2 separate regions of the Mus musculus genome follow, and region 1 is linked to region 2. The links are chromatin loops, found by intact Hi-C in ENCODE. Cell type or tissue: heart. All regions are shown on one strand. Links, peaks and the distances in the headings refer to the core of each region. The heading gives the core; the rest is flanking DNA.

Region 1 (8,326 bases), core at 297-8,296, 140 kb before region 2:
CCAATTTCATTAGCTGCGGTGGGAGGTTCCGGGTTTTAAAGCAAGGAGCCAGCTGAGGGAGGGAGGGGAAGCTGAGCCTCCAATGAACCACGGGTAAAAATCTGCTCGCTTTCCTGCTCACCTGCATGAGCACCTTCAGTCTGTCCAGGGGGGCAGTGCAGGTTCTGGAAACTGCCCCTGCCCCACCTCCTGCCACCAGGTGCCTCCACCACATCCCCGTCTGCCTCTCCTCCACTGTGAACTCATCTGGGACTGTCAGATTCTCACCGACATCGAAGATCTATGGGGGAGACAAGCAGAGACATAGCCAACTTTACTCACAACATCCTGGCCGTGGTCACTGCATTCCACTCTCCCTTTGCCCTGATAGTAGCTGCAGCTCTTGACCTGTACATGGTCTAGAAAGGAGCAGGTAGCAATCGAGGAAACATTACAACACTGTTGGGTTGCCCTTGTAAAGGAAGCTCCTGGAACTTTCCGCAAGGACTTTAGGGCTAGACTACAAGGATCAGGGAAGATGGGTACAAACCCTGCAACCTGATACAGAACCAGATTGCCAGCAGAACAGAGTGTTATGCAAGGCTAAGCAAGCAGGGTGCTATGCTGCCTGCGTAATACCTTCTCTCTGGAACTGGTCCCAGCCAGCTCTGCTGACCTCTGGGCTGCAGGCCAGAGACAGGCTAGCTGTCTGAACCCTAGAATCAGTCACTTACTTTCACCCAAGAAGCCCTGACCCGGCATTGTGGATTCAGAGAGGATAAGGCAGGGGTAGCCCAGCCAAGAACACCAGAAGTCTTTTAAGTAAGACCAACATTTCTAGTTGTGGATCCACATCTGTCTGAATGTGGATCATGCTAACAGAGTGAAAACAATATGCAGGCCCTACAGGGAGTGCTTATCAAAACCAAACCCCCAAAATCAAGAGTCTAACTCTGTAGCCCAGGCTGGCCTTTAACTCATGGGGCTCCTATGTCTCAGCCAAAACATGTATTTTTGCCATAGAGAGAAATGATACTAAAAAAGAAACACAGGGAAAGAGGAGGCATCTGTAACAAGGTTTCTTCTCCTATCCCGTGGAGGACAGACTGTCTGCTTCTGGGAGAATCGGCAACATAGGAAAAGGAGATATTTGAAATGGCCCGTGAAGGGCAGAGGCATACAGGGATAGGAAGGTACACCCAGCAAAGGGTCAAGGGTGCAGGCTGGTCACTGTATCGGAGGAGGAGGGGCATGTGGCTGGCAAAGGAGGGACAACATCTCAGTGTATCATCAAGACCGACCCCCCACCCCCACCCCCACCCCCAGGCCTAGATGGGGATGGACTGAGAGATGCCAGACAAAGACGGCTGCCTGAGTGGACAGTGGGTGTGTGCCTCACCGTCGAGTGCTTCCAGTACAGGATGATCTCCGGGATGTTCTCCACAGGGTGCAGGAGGTGGTAGTCCCTCCACTCGTTCCAGTCGATGGTCATCGTGCCATTCTTATCCATGCTGTAAGCAGAAGCATGGTCAGTCGCACGTGTCACACCCACCTGCCAGTTGTGTGCCCTACCACTTAGATGGGATGGAGGCAGGTGCCATAGCCACCCAGGACACCAAAGGCACCTTGCCCATGAGAAAGAGTAAGGTGGCTCCATACCCCATTTTCCATAAAATGGAGATGTGCTGGCCCACAGGAACCCCATTCTGATCAGGGAGGGAGGGAATCACGGGAAAACACAGATACTTACTAGGTGACAGGGCCCCAGAAGTGGCCCGTCCGTATTCTGACAGACAGACAAAGGAGGATGCAAAGGAGAAAGGAGAAACAACACAAATAAATGCGCTGAGCAGGTTAGTAAAGCAAGCACACACCCAAAGACACCAGGGGCCAGCACAGCACGAGGAAGTGGGCAGGACTGGGCTCCTGGGGTTGCTGTCCCTGTGACCAGGCGGCTTTCAGGCCAGCCAGGTACAAACTGTTCTCTACTTGCAGGGCTTTCCGGCAGCCCTCTGCTCATGAGTGAGCCATCTTTCTGGCCAGCATATGTGGCTACAGAGGAAAGAACAAGCTATAGCAGAACCTAAGTTAAGGACCACACATGTCCCTCCCCATCAGGCAGAGAATATTCAGGGACACTTCTCACTAACGAGAAATGCCCACAACTAATCTTATCATTTTAAAGGTTGCAGGCATTGGGTTAATTCCAGATTTATGACTCTTCTGTGAGAGTAGGGCTGCAACCTCAGGAGAAGCTTACTATGGGAAGGGGCTTCTTATCCCTCCTCCTAAACACAGGGCCAGCTTCAGGGATGCAGGCCAAGAGTGAACAGCACACAAATTAGTCCAAAAGCCATTAAAGCATCCCCTAGAACAAAGCTCACCACACTCACTCACCTCTTAAGAATCTTCTCCGCCTGCTGTTCCGAGATCTTGACACCCAGGTCCCGCAGGGACTGCATGATCTCCTGAGCATCGATTCGACCTGTGACAACGAGAACCATTAGCAGGGTCCAGCATTCAGTAAGCTAAGGCCTGCCCGGCAGAGAAGCTATAGCTAAACTCACCATCATTCTTTTTGTCCAGACTCTTGAACACCAGCCTCAGTTTTTTCTCATGATCTTGGAGGTAATGTACAAACTCTTCAAAGTCCAGTTGCCCATCAAGGTCCTTGTCACCTGCTTGCACAATTTTCTAGAGAACCAAAATAAGGACTTGAGATGTTGCTCACTAGCCTCTTATCACAACAGGAAATAACTGTTCTCCACAATGACCCAAGATGTCCTATCTCTAAGGCTCTATCAGCCCATGGGAATCCTAGGCATCATGTCAATCTCCCCATATACCCATAGGCTATCCAGAAGCCAAGCAAGGCCCACCTTGCTCTGGTGAGGAGATACTCCTAGGAGAAAGCTTTGAGAGGCCAGCAGGGCAGCCAGGTGCTTGCTCTTTCCAACATTCCCCAGACCAGCTTGTTACACAGCCAGCGGCTTGGCTCTCCTACAGACGCACTCCTGGCTGAGAGCTGGGGATAGCCTTGGAATCTAGAGTCCCTTAGGAACCCTGCTACTTGCTCCATCCCCTGTGTGGCATTAACCCACTAAGAATTTGGTGATGAGGGTAAAGGTTCAGACAATGCCTACTTGGCAGAAACATTGCCAGGGAACACTCTGGAGGGTGTGAGACAGACAGGAGGAGCCAAGGGCAACTATTCTTGAGCTCATGCGTGACGGTACTGCCATTCTGGTCCTTGGTCTCAGGGATACCAGCTCTAACCAAGCCCAGATTCCCAACCAGGCACTGAACGCCAGCCAGGTTAGCTTTACTAGTTTAGTGACGCAAGGCTTTAAGAGACCCTGATCTGCAGCAGCGCCCGTCTTAGGTGAGCTCTGCCTGGCAGCTGTAACACCAGCTGCATGCAAAGCAGCTGGAGCTTCTCCACTCAGTGGGGAATGGGGTATGCAAAAGCTTTACTGAGGTCTGTCCGTCTGTCTGTCTATCTAATTTATTGGGGAGAGCACTTTAAATCCAAAACAGAGAATCTCCTAAGGAAAATGTTTCTTGGTTTTCTCATGGACAAATCCATTCACTGTTCAAGTTAACACGCTAGGTCAAAGAGTTTTAAGCTAGGGTTTAGAAACTGATGGACCACGGGCTAGCTTGCAGTCCAAATGTGGTCATCATGTTTCCCCTCTTACTTAGCCACTGGTTTTTTGCGGGGAGAGTAGACATTTATCTCAAGGAGCCAACCATGTGAAGGGTTGAGGTTGGCATGTGGGATAGATTGAACACATCTTATCTGCTAACTGGGATTAACTTCTTGCCAACATCTGTGCTCTTAGCCAAGGGTCACCACCCCAGATGTCAAGTAGAAGGGAAAAGTCTATATGCCATTCAGGAAGGAGGCACACAGAACTCTTATCTTTTGTCCCTAGGCTATCTACCATCAAAGTACTCTATTCTGGGGTAATGCCACATGACACAGACCACCCACAACTGTGCATACTGTACCCTATTTAAAAATATTCTCTAACAGTTAGTCCTGTATCTGTGGGGATGGTGATGCACACTATAATCCCAGCACTAGAGAGGCTGAGGCAGGAGGACATCTGAGAGTTTGAGGTCATCCTGGTCTACACACCAAGACCTTGTCTGAAGAAATGCCAACTGTGGTGGCACATGGCTTTAATTCCAACACTAGGGAGTCAGAGAAAGGTAGATCTCTTTGAGTACCAGGCCAGCCAGAGATACATAGAGACATTGTTTTAAAAAGCAGGGAGGGGGAAAGAAGACTTGCTTTTTCCCCCTTTACAGCCACTCCAACTCCATTCTATGTGTCTCCATTCTGAGATGCACAAAACCACACACCAGCACTGGGGACAGCATGAAATTTAGTGCATCAAAGTAAACCCCAAAGCCAGGTTCAGTTTCTCATCAGAAAAGGGCCAGGCTCACCGTTGGCATCCTGTTTCCTGGGGTACCTAAGCACTTGAAAGTCTAAGAGTGAAGACCGCCCTAGCCTCTCTTTCCCAGAGTGCCTCTACACTCTGCCCTGGAGTCACAAGAACAAACGTCCCACAGCAGTGAGACAGTCCAGGACTCTATGACATCCTGTACATTTTAGGGGCCTGCATCTGTACCAATCTCCTATCTAGAGATTCCATCTCCCACAAGTGCCTTCCCTCCCAGCCCAGGAAATTACACAAAACCCAGCCATTCCCATGACAGTGACGTACAACTGCTGGCTACAGCCACAAAGGGCTGGGGAAACACCTACATTTCAGACATTCTTTTCTCTAGGCCAGGAAGTCATGCCTAGGTACCATTCATCTCTCCACTCAAAACCAGTCCCTGCCTGCCTCTCATGGCACCCACTCAGCATACAGACCTGCTTCCATTGGCGGTATGTGGAGAACTCTTGAGAGGGGATAAAGACACTGAGTTTGAAGATGGATTTCAGCTCGGCAGGAAGCCCCTTGGACTCAAAGTACTGGAACTCAGTCTGAGCCGCCCCGGCGATGGGCACATACAGGCACAGGCAGAGCATGCTGGTGAGACCGGTTGCTCAGCCACCGCCAGGAGCAAGTACTAGCAGAAGTCAAGAGTGGGAAATGCCGGTATTCCCAGGAAACTAGCACCAGATATACCGGCCCCTGCTGTCACTGGCTGCTTAAGTCCTGCCCTTTTACTTAATTGAAAAAAAAAAATCCGCCCACTGTAAGTGCAGCCAGCAGCCAATAAGCACAGTCCTCAGTAGCCGGCAGTATCAGGTTGCTCAAGAGCAGAAGAGCAAAGATCAGGACTGACGTCACTGCTTGCAGAGTTAACTCTTGGAGCCCAGGCAGCAGGCACTGCCTAGGGTTGCAGTCCCATGCCCAAACAAACCTTTACCCCGGCAGTCAACCCCTCCAAATAAACAGTCAAGTGTCTGTTTTCATACAAGGTCCTCAAATGCGTCACACAATATAGCAGCTTTCTCTTCTTAGTAAATCATTCCCAATTGAAAACAGTGAAAATAGAGACTGCATCAGAGATGTTGAAAATTGACCCAGACTACTGAGAGAGACATCTGAATGCCAAGTCCTCAGCTGTCCTGGAACACAGACCCAAGAATCCACAAGTATTCAGTGCCTGGGAATCGCTTCCATCAATCACTGGGGTTAGCCAAGGCTGAGACTTATACTTGTCAAAGCCCACTGAAAACACTTGAAACCTTGGTCTGATGGTAGCCCTGAGAATTCTGCTTTACCACCCTGAATGAAGCCTTTTAAAGTGAACTCCAATTAAATGAACCAGGCTTATCGGCTCACAACTACAGTCCTAGCTAGCATAAAGGAGGATCTCCAGTTTTGAGGCCCTCCTAAACGACATATTAAACCTGTCTAAAACAGGGTGGGATGGAGGCTCGGGGGTAGAATGCTCTGAGTTTATCTGGACTAATTGGGAAGTACCTGTTTGTCACACAGAAGGCTCTGAGTTTATCTGGACTAATTGGGAAGTGCCTGAGAGATTAGTAAAGTACACCTCTGGGTGTGTCCATGTAATTCCAGAGAAGATTAACCAAGTTCGGGGATTTACCCTGAGAGCAGAATGGGACTCCAGAAGGAATAAGCCGGTAGAGCAGAAAGCCAGCTGCTGTAGGCTTGCTCCCTTCTCTCTGACTCCTGGCCATCATGATGGAGCCAAGACAAACCCTTCCTCCCTTAAACTGTTTCACAATAACATAAATCTGACCAGTTGTTGGGCATGGAGACCCAGGCTGGTAATCCTAGCCCTCAGAAGGCCAAACAGGAGGACTGTTGAGAGTTCAAAGCTAGCCTGGGCTACAGTGTAAGACTATCTCAGAAACTAATAAAATGACTAGAACAAGACTTACTCACCAGCTGGAAGAGAGAATGAAATAAAACTGGACCCCTCGCCTACGCTCACTGAAAATGCTTGTTATGTGGTTGTCGCCAATCCCATTACCACAGTTGTCTACCGCCAACCCAGCGAGAGATCCACACTTTAAAGAGTGCTGGAAGGATCTGATTTTTTATTTTACTTTAAAATTTGTAACTCTGTGTGTGTGTGTGTGTGTGTGTGTGTGTGTGTGTGTTGTGGGCTGTTGTACACAGGCTTGTGCATGCAGTGTCCTCAGAGGCCAGAGGCACCAGATTCCCTAGAACTACATTTACAGGTGGTTGTGAGAAGCAGGGTGTGGGTGCTGCAAACTCAGGTCTTCTGCAAAGAAGCACATGCTCTCTCTGCTGAGCTCCCAGCCCCAGATACATCATTGCTGAGGAGGAGTCTTTCCATGCCTGCCTGCAAATTCCTCCCGGCCCTAGAGATGAGTTGCTGAGGGCGAGATCACGTCACTGTGACAGGACGGATTGGTTCCACCCCCATTCCTTCTACAATGTATCCTCCATCCATCTCTTCCTAATATAGACTAAGCCTTCTTACTCCTCGGATGCATTAAAATGGAAAGCTACCATTTGGGGATCAGCAAAAGTGAAAGGATTTTCAGAGTGGTGGTGGCACATGCCTTTAATCCCAGCCCTCTGGAGGCAGAGGCAGGCAGATTTCTGAGTTCGAGGCCAGCCTGGTCTACAAAGCGAGTTCCAGGACAGTCAGGGCTATACAGAGAAACCCTGTCTTGAAACCCCCCCCCCCAAAAAAAAAAAGAGAGAGAGAGAGAGATATGCTGAATCATTGTATATGTATAACACTGAAACAGAATCTAACAAACAGGGCACTTTAGGTTCTCTGAGACTTGAGTTTGTAAATGCAGGCCTTGGAGTGCCCTGAAGGCTTTATCCAGGCAGATTCTTGCTCAGATTCAGCCACCAATGAAATTGTCCAATCCAGAAGGTTCTGCTTTGGAGCTATTCTAGCACACATGTGAAGTCTACTGCTGGAGTCCTAAAGACAGAGGCTTTAGTGTATGCCCTGGCCTTCACCCACCTCTTGCCTGACTCACAGAAGGGGCTTTGCAAGAAGTTTCTGGGTGAAGGCTGGTGAGTTGGCTCATCAGCAGGTAAAGCTACTTGTCATCAAGCCTGACCACTTAGTTCAATTCCTGGGACACATGGTGGAGAGAGCAGGTACCTACCTGTTGTCCTCCAACCTTGGAGCAGAGCACACACACGCAGACACACAAAAATTTAAATGGGCTGGAGAAATGGCTCAGAGATTAGCAGCACTTGCTGTTCTTCCTGAGGACCTGGGTTCAATTCCCAGCACTCACATGATTCACAAACATCTGTAAATCCAGTTCCAGGGAATCTAACACTCTGTGGTCTCCAAGAGCATCAGGCATGCACATGGTGCGTGGACATACATACAGGCCAAACACTCACACATATAAAATAAAAATAATTAAAAAGGAATTTCTAGTTGGCGGTGGTGGTGGTGGTGTCAATGGTGGTACACACCTTTAATCCCAGCACTCAGGAGGTAGAAACAGGCAGATCTCTGTGAATTCATGGCCAGCCTGATTTACAGAGTGAGTTCCAGGACAGCCAAGGATACACAGAGAAACTCTGTCTTGAAAAACAAAGAAACAGGGCTGGAGAGATGGCTCAGTGGTTAAGAACACTGACTGCCCTTCCAGAGGTCCTGAGTTCAATTCCCAACAACCACATCGTGGCTCACAACTGTCTGTAATGAGATTAGATGCCCTCTTCTGGTGTGTTTGAAGACAGCAATAGTGACCTCACATACATTAAAAAAAATTATATATAAAGGAATGTTCTCTGAAATGCCCTGAAAGTGATTATTATCAGCATGTCATTTCACAATGATACCTCAATTCTATTTCAGCTTTAGCTTTGTTTCATTTTCTATGGTGATGGGGCCTGAACCC
Region 2 (8,326 bases), core at 42-8,041:
CTACCTCCAGAGTACTAGGATTCAAGGCGTGCGCCTCACTCCCCGGCTTCTTCCGCTTGACTACTCATTGTGTCCTCCACACAGGATACAGGCTTCACTGTGGGCAGGTATCTTAGTTAGGGTTTTACTGGTATGAACAGACACCATGACCAACTCAAGTCTTATAAAGGACAACATGTAATTGGGGCTGGCTTACAGATTCAGAGGTTCAGTTCATTATCATCGAGTGGGGAGCAGGGTAGCATCTAGGCAGGCATGGCACAGGAGGAGCTGAGAGTTCTGTATCTTCATCTGAAGGCTGTTAGTAGAAGACTTGCCTTCCAGGCAGCTAGGATGAGGGTCTTAAGCCTATGCCCATAGTGACACACCTACTCCAACAAGGCCATACCTCCTAATAGCGCCATTTCCTAGGCCAAGCATACACAGACCACCACAGCAGGTGACATGGGAAGGGACAGAGTTGGGACCAGAGCTCAGAGGCTGCCCTGAGTTGGTGTTAGCAGCTGGTAATGATGTCTACCTTCTACCCTTAGGTCACCATTGGCATGTTCCTGCTCTCTGGGGACCCCTGTTTCAAGACGTGAGTGTCATCCTGGCTATAAGTGGGAACGGGGGCTATGAGATAGTCTTTCTTTCTTCAGGTTCTGGGGTACCCCTGGCTCCGCTTGATTCTGAAATTGGAGCACCCCAGTCACATACCCCTCTGTCCTCCTAAGGCCACCGTCTACCGCCAAATCCATCTCCATCCCGGGCCAGGACTCCTCCCTGCAGCTGACGTGTAAAGGTGGTGGGACCAGCAGCGGTGGCAGCAGCAGCACCAATTCCCTAACTGGATCCCGGCCCCCCAAGACCCGGCCCACCATCCTGGGCTCAGGTACCATCTTCATCTGCTTATCTCTCCCCTGCCTATGACCACCTTCTCCCCTGAACATTCTGTCCCAGGAAAATGCTTATCAAGAGGTAGGTGCAGGCATGGTAGGCAAGATGTCTTCACTCACAAGACAGAGACAAAAGGATCTGTGAGTTCCAGGCCAGCCAGGGCTATCAGTGAGACCTTGTTTCAAAAAGAGGGTGATAGGGTGGTAGAAGGGGCAGCGTGCTTCTGCTGGTTCTGCCATTGATCGTGAGTGAATACCATGATAGCTTCAACCCCACATACCCTCCTAGAGCTACTCAGTACTGGGAGGTGGAGAAGCCCCAAGGTGAATAGTGAGCAGATAGCACATGTCTGGAGCTGGCCCTCCAGACCTGAGACCTAGGGTAGACCTAACTACCAGGGCTTGGCTTTTCCCTACGCCCAGCTTTCTTGCAGACCCAGCATCCAGGGGAGGTCCAGTGCAGAAAGCTGCTGTTGCTACCTGCCTTGACTTGCTGTGTATAGGCAGAGGGGCTTCCCGGCACCATTGTGCTCTCTGTCTTATGGAGGCTGGTGAGCAGAGGAGACAAGGTTATCTCAGCACAGGAGTTGCCCTTGAGTAAACAGTTCTGTTCTGGGCAGAGTAGTACTTGAAGACCCATGTGTCTTAGCAGCTGGTTCCCCTGCCTGCCACATGCACAAAACATGTTGAGAACCTGAGCTGGCTTAGCCCATGTGTATCATCCCAGAGTGGGAAGGTAGAGGCAAGAGGATCTGAAGTTCAATCTACATAGTAAATTCAAAGCTGGCCTGGACTACAGAGGACCCTATCTTAAAATAAAAAATGGGCATGGTGGTGCACATCTTTCATCCCAGACGTCAGAGGCAGGTGGATCTCTGAGTTAGAGGCAGCTTGGTCTTTATCATGAGTTTTAGGTCATTTGCCGAGTGAGACCCTATCTCAAAAGACCAAACAAAACCCTACATGGCTTTGGTTGGAATCCGGGCAGACCAGATTTCATCCAGTAGCCTGGTTGTTTATACACGCTCATCTCCAGTGGAGGAGGAAAGGGTGAGTCCGGTCCTCCCCTTCTGTGTTGGTTGGCAGGACTCGGATGTATGCATTCTAGGTCCATGCCTAGGCCCACCTAGTTCTCTTGTGTTTACAGCTGGGGAGCACAAGGGAAGTTTGCTTTGAAATGACCTGGAGCATCCTCCACCCAGACCTACCCTTTTCCCAGATTTGTCCCTGAACCCAAGCTCTTGTCAGTTTTAAGGCCTTTAGTATGCCATCCCACATGGAAGACCCTGTGCCTGCTGCCTGCGTCTCCCCTCCTTGGTGTCCTAACACGGCATTAGGTGGTCTGGGAAGAGCCTTCCCTGATCCACAGACTGACCAGGCCTTGCACGTGTGCTGCTTTAGCGTCACACCACTCACCATGATTGTAGATAACTGGCTAAAGGTCTGTGACAGATGTATTCCCAACAGCTGTGGAATGGGTTACCTGGGTACCGAGAGTAGCATGTGGCTTATAGCAGATTGCTGCTTCTCTAGCCCTTGGTCTTCAGTCTGCAGAATGGAGTCACAGTGCCCCATGGAAGGCTTGTTGAGGTTACAAGTGAGGTAGCACCTTAATGGAGCTTTGCGCCTCTCCCCAGGACTACCAGAGGAGCCAGACCAGAGCCTGTCCAGTCCTGAGGAGGTGTTCCACTCTGGCCACTCCCGCAACTCCAGCTATGCCAGCCAGCAGTCCAAGCTATCTGGTGAGTGGTCGGGACCTAACCCTGGGACCTCCCACAGCCCTGGGCCCCTGTGATCACCTCCCCAATATTGTCCACCCCCCAGGCTACAGTACAGAGCACTCTCGCTCCTCCAGCCTGTCTGACTTGACACACCGCAGAAATACATCCACCAGCAGCAGCGCCTCTGGTGGCCTCAGTATGGCTGTAGAGGGTCCTGAGGGCATGGAGAGGGAGCATCGGCCCTCTGAGAAGCCACCTCGGCCTCCTGAGAAGCCCCCACGCCCCCCACGCCCCTTGCATCTATCAGATCGCTCTTTTCGGTGAGTCTCATTGTTTGGGGCTGCCTGGTAAACAGTTATTCCAGTGCTCCCTTCAGTGCTCCCTTCAGTGCTCCCTGCAGTGCTCCCTCCAGCTCTTTGCATCTGCCCACACAGGGTTAGACAGAGTAGAGTCTCCATCTCAGCGTGCCAAATGATTATGCTGTAACCAAGGGCTGAGTGTAAAAGTGCTGCCGGGGGTGGGTCTGTGTGTAATGTGTATAGACACGACACACCTTGTCTGAGCACACAGGTAGTTTGGCTTCAGGGAGGCTCCTTAGCCCCTTAGTCCTAGTCTGTTGCTTGTCAGCACCCTCCCCTGAGATGAATGAGGTGAAAGGGTGGCTAAAGTGAAGTGCATAATGGGGTGTGCATAAAATGCTTTAGAGTTGTAGGTGCTGGGAGCATACTTGTCTTGCTGCTGAACTTGTCACTGTGCCGTCATAATTCTGTCCCTCTCCCCCAAGGCGAAAGAAAGACTCTGTGGAGAGCCACCCAACCTGGGTAGATGACACTCGAATTGATGCAGACGACATTGTGGAGAAGATAATGCAGAGCCAGGACTTCACTGATGGCAGCAACACTGAGGGTGAGCTGCTCACTCCAAGCCAGCTGGGGTAAGGGTGGCCTCCAGAGGCTGTCCCTGTCTGTCCCTCTTAGCCTCATCCTCCCTTTTGTCCCCACAGACAGTAACCTTCGGCTGTTCGTGAGCCGTGATGGCTCCACCACACTGAGCGGCATTCAGCTGGGCAACAGGTAGGGGCGGGGACAGGGAGGTGAGACAACCATGGGATCCCCAGCTTCAAACATTCTTGTTACCAGTGACCTTGGGCCCCACCACCTTCAGAGTCCTTTGCTAACTATGCCTTCCCATAGGCCTTTGTACAAAGTGATCTGCAGTATTTATGGTTCCCCAGGCCTTTGAGGCAGTGAGTGAGAGTAGTGTCCAGTGTGCAGGGGCGTCCTGGGGCGTTTCCTTGTGTTCCTGGGAGCTAGGAACATGTCTTTGGAACTTCTGCATCCAGAGCACAAAAACTTTGGAGTATGTCTTGTGCTGCTCTGCTGACCCCTGTTGGCTGAGACTAGAAATTACAACCACCCTCTCCCATCAGTCCTGGGCTGCCTAGGGTGGAAGAGCAAGAAACCACAGGAACCTCCTTAGGCCATTTGCAAAATGAGAAGCCAAGATTGGAGGAGGGAAACTAACCTGGAGGAGAATAGATGTGGCCCCTTCCCTTTCTCCTGCCTTCTTAATGAATCTTAGCAGTCCTCCAAACCTGTTTTCATTTGTCAGATGACACAGGGAACAGTTTCTCCTTGCCAGGGTCACTATGAGAGGACTGGTCCACCCAGGTGGGTACACAGCAGGTGTCCAGAGGGGACCAGGCACAGCTGTGGACCCCACCATCACCACCACCACTACCAACTCTGATGCTATTTCTGTCACCCTGAGCAAATGACTGAACACCTCTGGGGCCTCAGTTTCTGCCGGACTGTTAAAGACTGGCAGAGTAACTGCATGTGAAGCTCTCTGGCCAGGGGATTGCTCGGCAACTGCAATTTCTCAACTGCTCACCTTTCTCCACCCTGCAGAGTCTCCTCGGGAGTCTACGAGCCAGTCGTAATTGAGAGCCACTGAGGGACCCAGGAGTCCGGCTGAAGAAGGGTCCTGCCATCTCTGGCACCCAGGCCCGTGGCATTCCTGGAGGATCTGCTCTGCATTGCATCTGTGCCTCCTCTTACTCTAGCCACACTGGCCCCCAAAGCGTCATTCCATTTTCCTCCCATCCACCCTGGAACCACTGGTCCTGGGTGCCACTGTGAATATTGTCCTCCGAACCACTAGAAAATGGGGCAAGATGGAGCTGGCCAGGACTGCCCTGACTGGAGAGGACCTGGGCCCAGCAAAGGACACAGCCATTCCATGTTGGGTGCTTGTGGCCTGCCCCATCCCTCCATCCCCCACGACCCACTTCAGGAGCAGCAGCTTCAGCCAGGCTGACGGGGCACTTGCTCCATTGTCCCTGCCCTTCACGAGCTGGGCCACCCCAGAACCCTGCCACCTGTGACCCTCTGCTTACTGCTTCACTGTCTTTTCTCTATCCTGAGGAGACCTGCAGGCAGCTCTCTCCTGGGAGCTAAGACCTCAAACCCCACACTCTGGATTGAGACCCCACCTCCTTAACTGTCCTCCTGCTGCCCTGCAGCCTGCACTTTGCACATGCTTGTCCCCAGCACAGCCACCGGCCCTTGCCCTTCTCCAGACCTCCTGGGTGCTGTCTGCTGTGCAACCAGACCTAGGGTACAGTCGCCCGGCTGGAACGTGGCACTACCCCTTCCCTCTAATTAACCCCAAACTCAGACCCAAGACCGGAGCCTAGAAGGGCCTGAGCATCATGGTTCCATCTGCCCAGGGCTGGGTCCTGAGCAGCTGGCCTTCCTGCAGGAAAGGAAGGACGAGGCCCAGCCGTGCTGGGTAAGCAAAGGCCTTTTCCCCTGCTCTCATGTCAGCCGGCCTGGGCTGGGTTCCAGGCTAGAGAGTCAGCCAGGTGGCCTGTGACTGGGTGAACTGGAGCTGGCTTCCTGCCAGACGAGCCTCAGCCCTCCTGGGCAAGGGGTGTGCTTTCCCTGGGGAGTCTTCCCCCTACTACTCACCCTCTTGGTACCTCCCCAACCCCAGCACTTTCTGTCCTATAATTTGCTTAAGGAGAGTATAGGCTGCCAGCTCAGCCCTGGATAAATTCCCACCCCCTTAAGTTTCACTCACTTTGTATCAACCCAGCAGGCTGGTGTTTCCTTGGCCCCTTAAGGTGTTTTTCCTCCTGAGTTCACAGTTCTTGTATTCCTTCCACCCCAACAAGGGGAGATAGGTGCCTCTGTTCCCCATTCCACCTGCACCCCAGCAGGGCTGGGGATAGGCGAGTATGGGACATTGTTTCTGTGGGTGGGGATGGCTGGACTCCCCAGGTTGGGAAGGTCCTTGCCTAGTTTGTGTCTTCCTCAGCTAGCAAAAGTTGGGGCTGTGGTCTTAGAGCTGCCTGGTGTCAGGACCAGATCATTTCTATAGGTTCTGTAGCCGTTGTTTTAATCAGCAGATGAATGTTAGAAGATGCTGCCAAGGCAAGGCAGAACATGGCTAGAGAAGGTTCCGGCAGCTCAGATTCCATCCTGCCCAGCAGGTGCCTGGCACTTTAAGGGACTCTGGCAGCTCTGTTCCTAGGTGAGGTGACCACCAGAAGATGGACAGAGCCCTAGTGTGCTTGTCTACTACCTTCCCCAGTCAGCATTGTTTTGGTCTAGTTCTAAATTCCAGGGCTCCAAACCAAGCAGTTGGTACTGTCAGGAAGACTGCCCCAAACCAAGAGCCCCTGCCTAACTCAAGCCAAGGTCTGGGACTGGATGGCCACTCCAGTAGACGAGAGCTGCCACATCCTCTGCTTCCAGGCACTGGGCCAGGATAACTTAGCTGAAAACATGACCACAACCAAATGAACACTGGTGGCAGCCAGAGGCTAAGAGCCTTTCCTCCTGCGCTCAGTGATCCCCACGGGTGCCCAGAGCACCTGGACTTCAAATTCTATATACAAAGATAGAGGATATATTAGAGGTATTTTTGAAAAGGAATTGGTCTATGCAATGCCAGTTTGGGACCTGTAAGACAGTTTAATGTTTCTATTAGAGAGATATAAAAGATCTGCAATATTTTTAGGGTTCTTTTCTGGTTACCCTACAGCTGACCACGTGGTCTGGCAGGATGAGCAGGCCCATCTTCTTCTGTGGGGAGAATTTGCTTTTGTGTTATTCCTTTCTAACCAGGTTACCACTGCACCCCATTCCGTGGGCTGTTCATATCTGTCTCAGCTTATAATAGAAAATTATGTCATATGGGGAAATCAGCCTAGTGTCAATGTTTGGTTTGGGGGTGGAATTAAATGCCGATGTTTTTGTTACTGCTTTTTGTTGGTGTTTCTTTTCATTCTCATCACCGTGTTGACTTGGGGGCTGCTAACAGGAGTTAGCCATGTATGTGTAAGATGACATGCTGGGGAAAGTAGGTTAGTGTTCTCCAGTCTGACCCCAGTCATAATGCTCACCACAAACACACACATACATATTACATATATGTCCACACATGTTTGTATGAATATGAATGGGCACTTGACAAAGGTCGGAGAACACCTGTTACTCCTGAACCTCTTCTTGTTTGAGACGGTGTCTCACTCTGGTTTTGGGGAAAGAATAAAACGTTTTTATTTGGTATTTATAAGGTTTCCTTTAGCCATGAGGTTTAAGGAGACCTACTACTCCTCATGCCTCCAGAGTGTTGGGACTACAGAAATGCACCACCATGCCCAGCATCAATTCGGGGATCTTAAAGCCCCACTTTTGGTCCTAATCATCGAAGAAACTGGTTAAAAATACCTGTCAGGGCACAAAGAGGGAGCTGTTGCCTCTGGTTGCAGAAATGGATAACCTGCATGGTGTAGCATTTGGAGAAGAATGGATCTACAGCAGCTAGCCCCATATGCCATGAGAGTAGTGTTCTGGGTGAGAAACAGAAGAAAAGCATGAAAGATAATTTGGCCCAGCGCCCCTTGGTTCTAAGAGGGCCATTCTGAAACCTCTGGCAGTGGACAATGAAGGGAAGCCTAGAAAGTTCCCTAGGAAGCCAACCAGTGGAAATTCTCATAGGCCAGGCCAGTGGTGGTCATTCTATACAGACTCTTCCATTAACAGTTTCAAGGCCAGAATGTAGAGCCTTTGAATTCTGATGTCTGCTTCAACAACCAACTCATTATGATCTATCCCTTTCCGGGACTTCCAACTCTGGGGTACATCTCACTCTGGCTTGGGACTGTAGGATAATGTTTAAATGATTATTGTTTGGGAAGGGTCTGACAGGGATGTAGCCACAAAAACCTGAAAGTCTGAGCTCCCGGCCCTACAGTTCCCTGCAGAAACTACATTTCCCGACATGCACTGGAGGGCGGGGAAAAGTGCCCGCACGTCAGCTCAGACGAGTCTCCGCGTGTCACGTGATTTACAAGCCGGAAAGGCCTAAACCAGGAACCGGATGTATTTTGTTGCTCCGGCGGAACGCTGGAGAGATGGTGAGCCTGGGGTGGAGTACATGTGTGATTTGAGGGTACCAGGGGTCGGGGCTCTGAGTAAGAGTCTCCTTGGGAGATGGAGTTGGGCTCTCCAAACCCAGATCGCTCTCTCCACCGCTTGCAGACAGGTGACACGAGGCCTGACGTGGCTTTCTAAACCCGAGAGCCACTTCTAGTAAGCCCTCCGTGGTTCTAAATGAATGAGAGGTTTGGAGTGTAAACCGGCTGCTCCGACCCTCCGTTAGTGCTTGTACACGAGCCATCTCGCCTGCTGAGCCTTTATTTTTCTCCAGGCCACC

What was found. Peaks named below come from ENCODE experiments on the same cell type or tissue, not always from the same donor. Only the 100,000 strongest peaks of a DNase experiment are listed, where the experiment ranks them.
Region 1: a loop joins it to region 2, with 2.7 times the contacts of the local background. A loop is called at or near these places in 3 of 42 quality-filtered maps.

What each region holds. Positions count from the first base shown.
Region 1 is chr2:32,418,927-32,427,252 of GRCm38, forward strand. Slc25a25 (solute carrier family 25 (mitochondrial carrier, phosphate carrier), member 25) reads right to left here. Exons shown (of 10, transcript NM_001164357.1): 2 at 2,547-2,673; 3 at 2,377-2,464; 4 at 1,379-1,490; 5 at 122-280. Among named protein-coding and RNA genes, the nearest start is that of Ptges2, 27 kb to the left of the region's middle. In heart, for the core only: a CTCF peak has its summit at 5,088; DNase peaks (open chromatin) are centred at 655, 1,835, 4,785, 5,195 and 2 weaker places; H3K4me3 peaks cover 1,782 bases; H3K27ac peaks cover 2,977 bases.
Region 2 is chr2:32,562,886-32,571,211 of GRCm38, forward strand. Fam102a (family with sequence similarity 102, member A) reads left to right here. Exons shown (of 11, transcript NM_153560.4): 5 at 534-580; 6 at 717-874; 7 at 2,516-2,620; 8 at 2,703-2,919; 9 at 3,384-3,505; 10 at 3,603-3,672; 11 at 4,510-6,865. The coding sequence ends at 4,555. It overlaps Dpm2 (dolichol-phosphate (beta-D) mannosyltransferase 2), which reads left to right and starts at 7,973. Exons shown (of 4, transcript NM_010073.2): 1 at 7,973-8,027; 2 at 8,321-8,326. The coding sequence starts at 8,025. In heart, for the core only: CTCF peaks have their summits at 4,000 (motif pointing left) and 7,887; DNase peaks (open chromatin) are centred at 3,698, 3,968, 5,456, 7,966 and 3 weaker places; H3K4me3 peaks cover 581 bases; H3K27ac peaks cover 965 bases.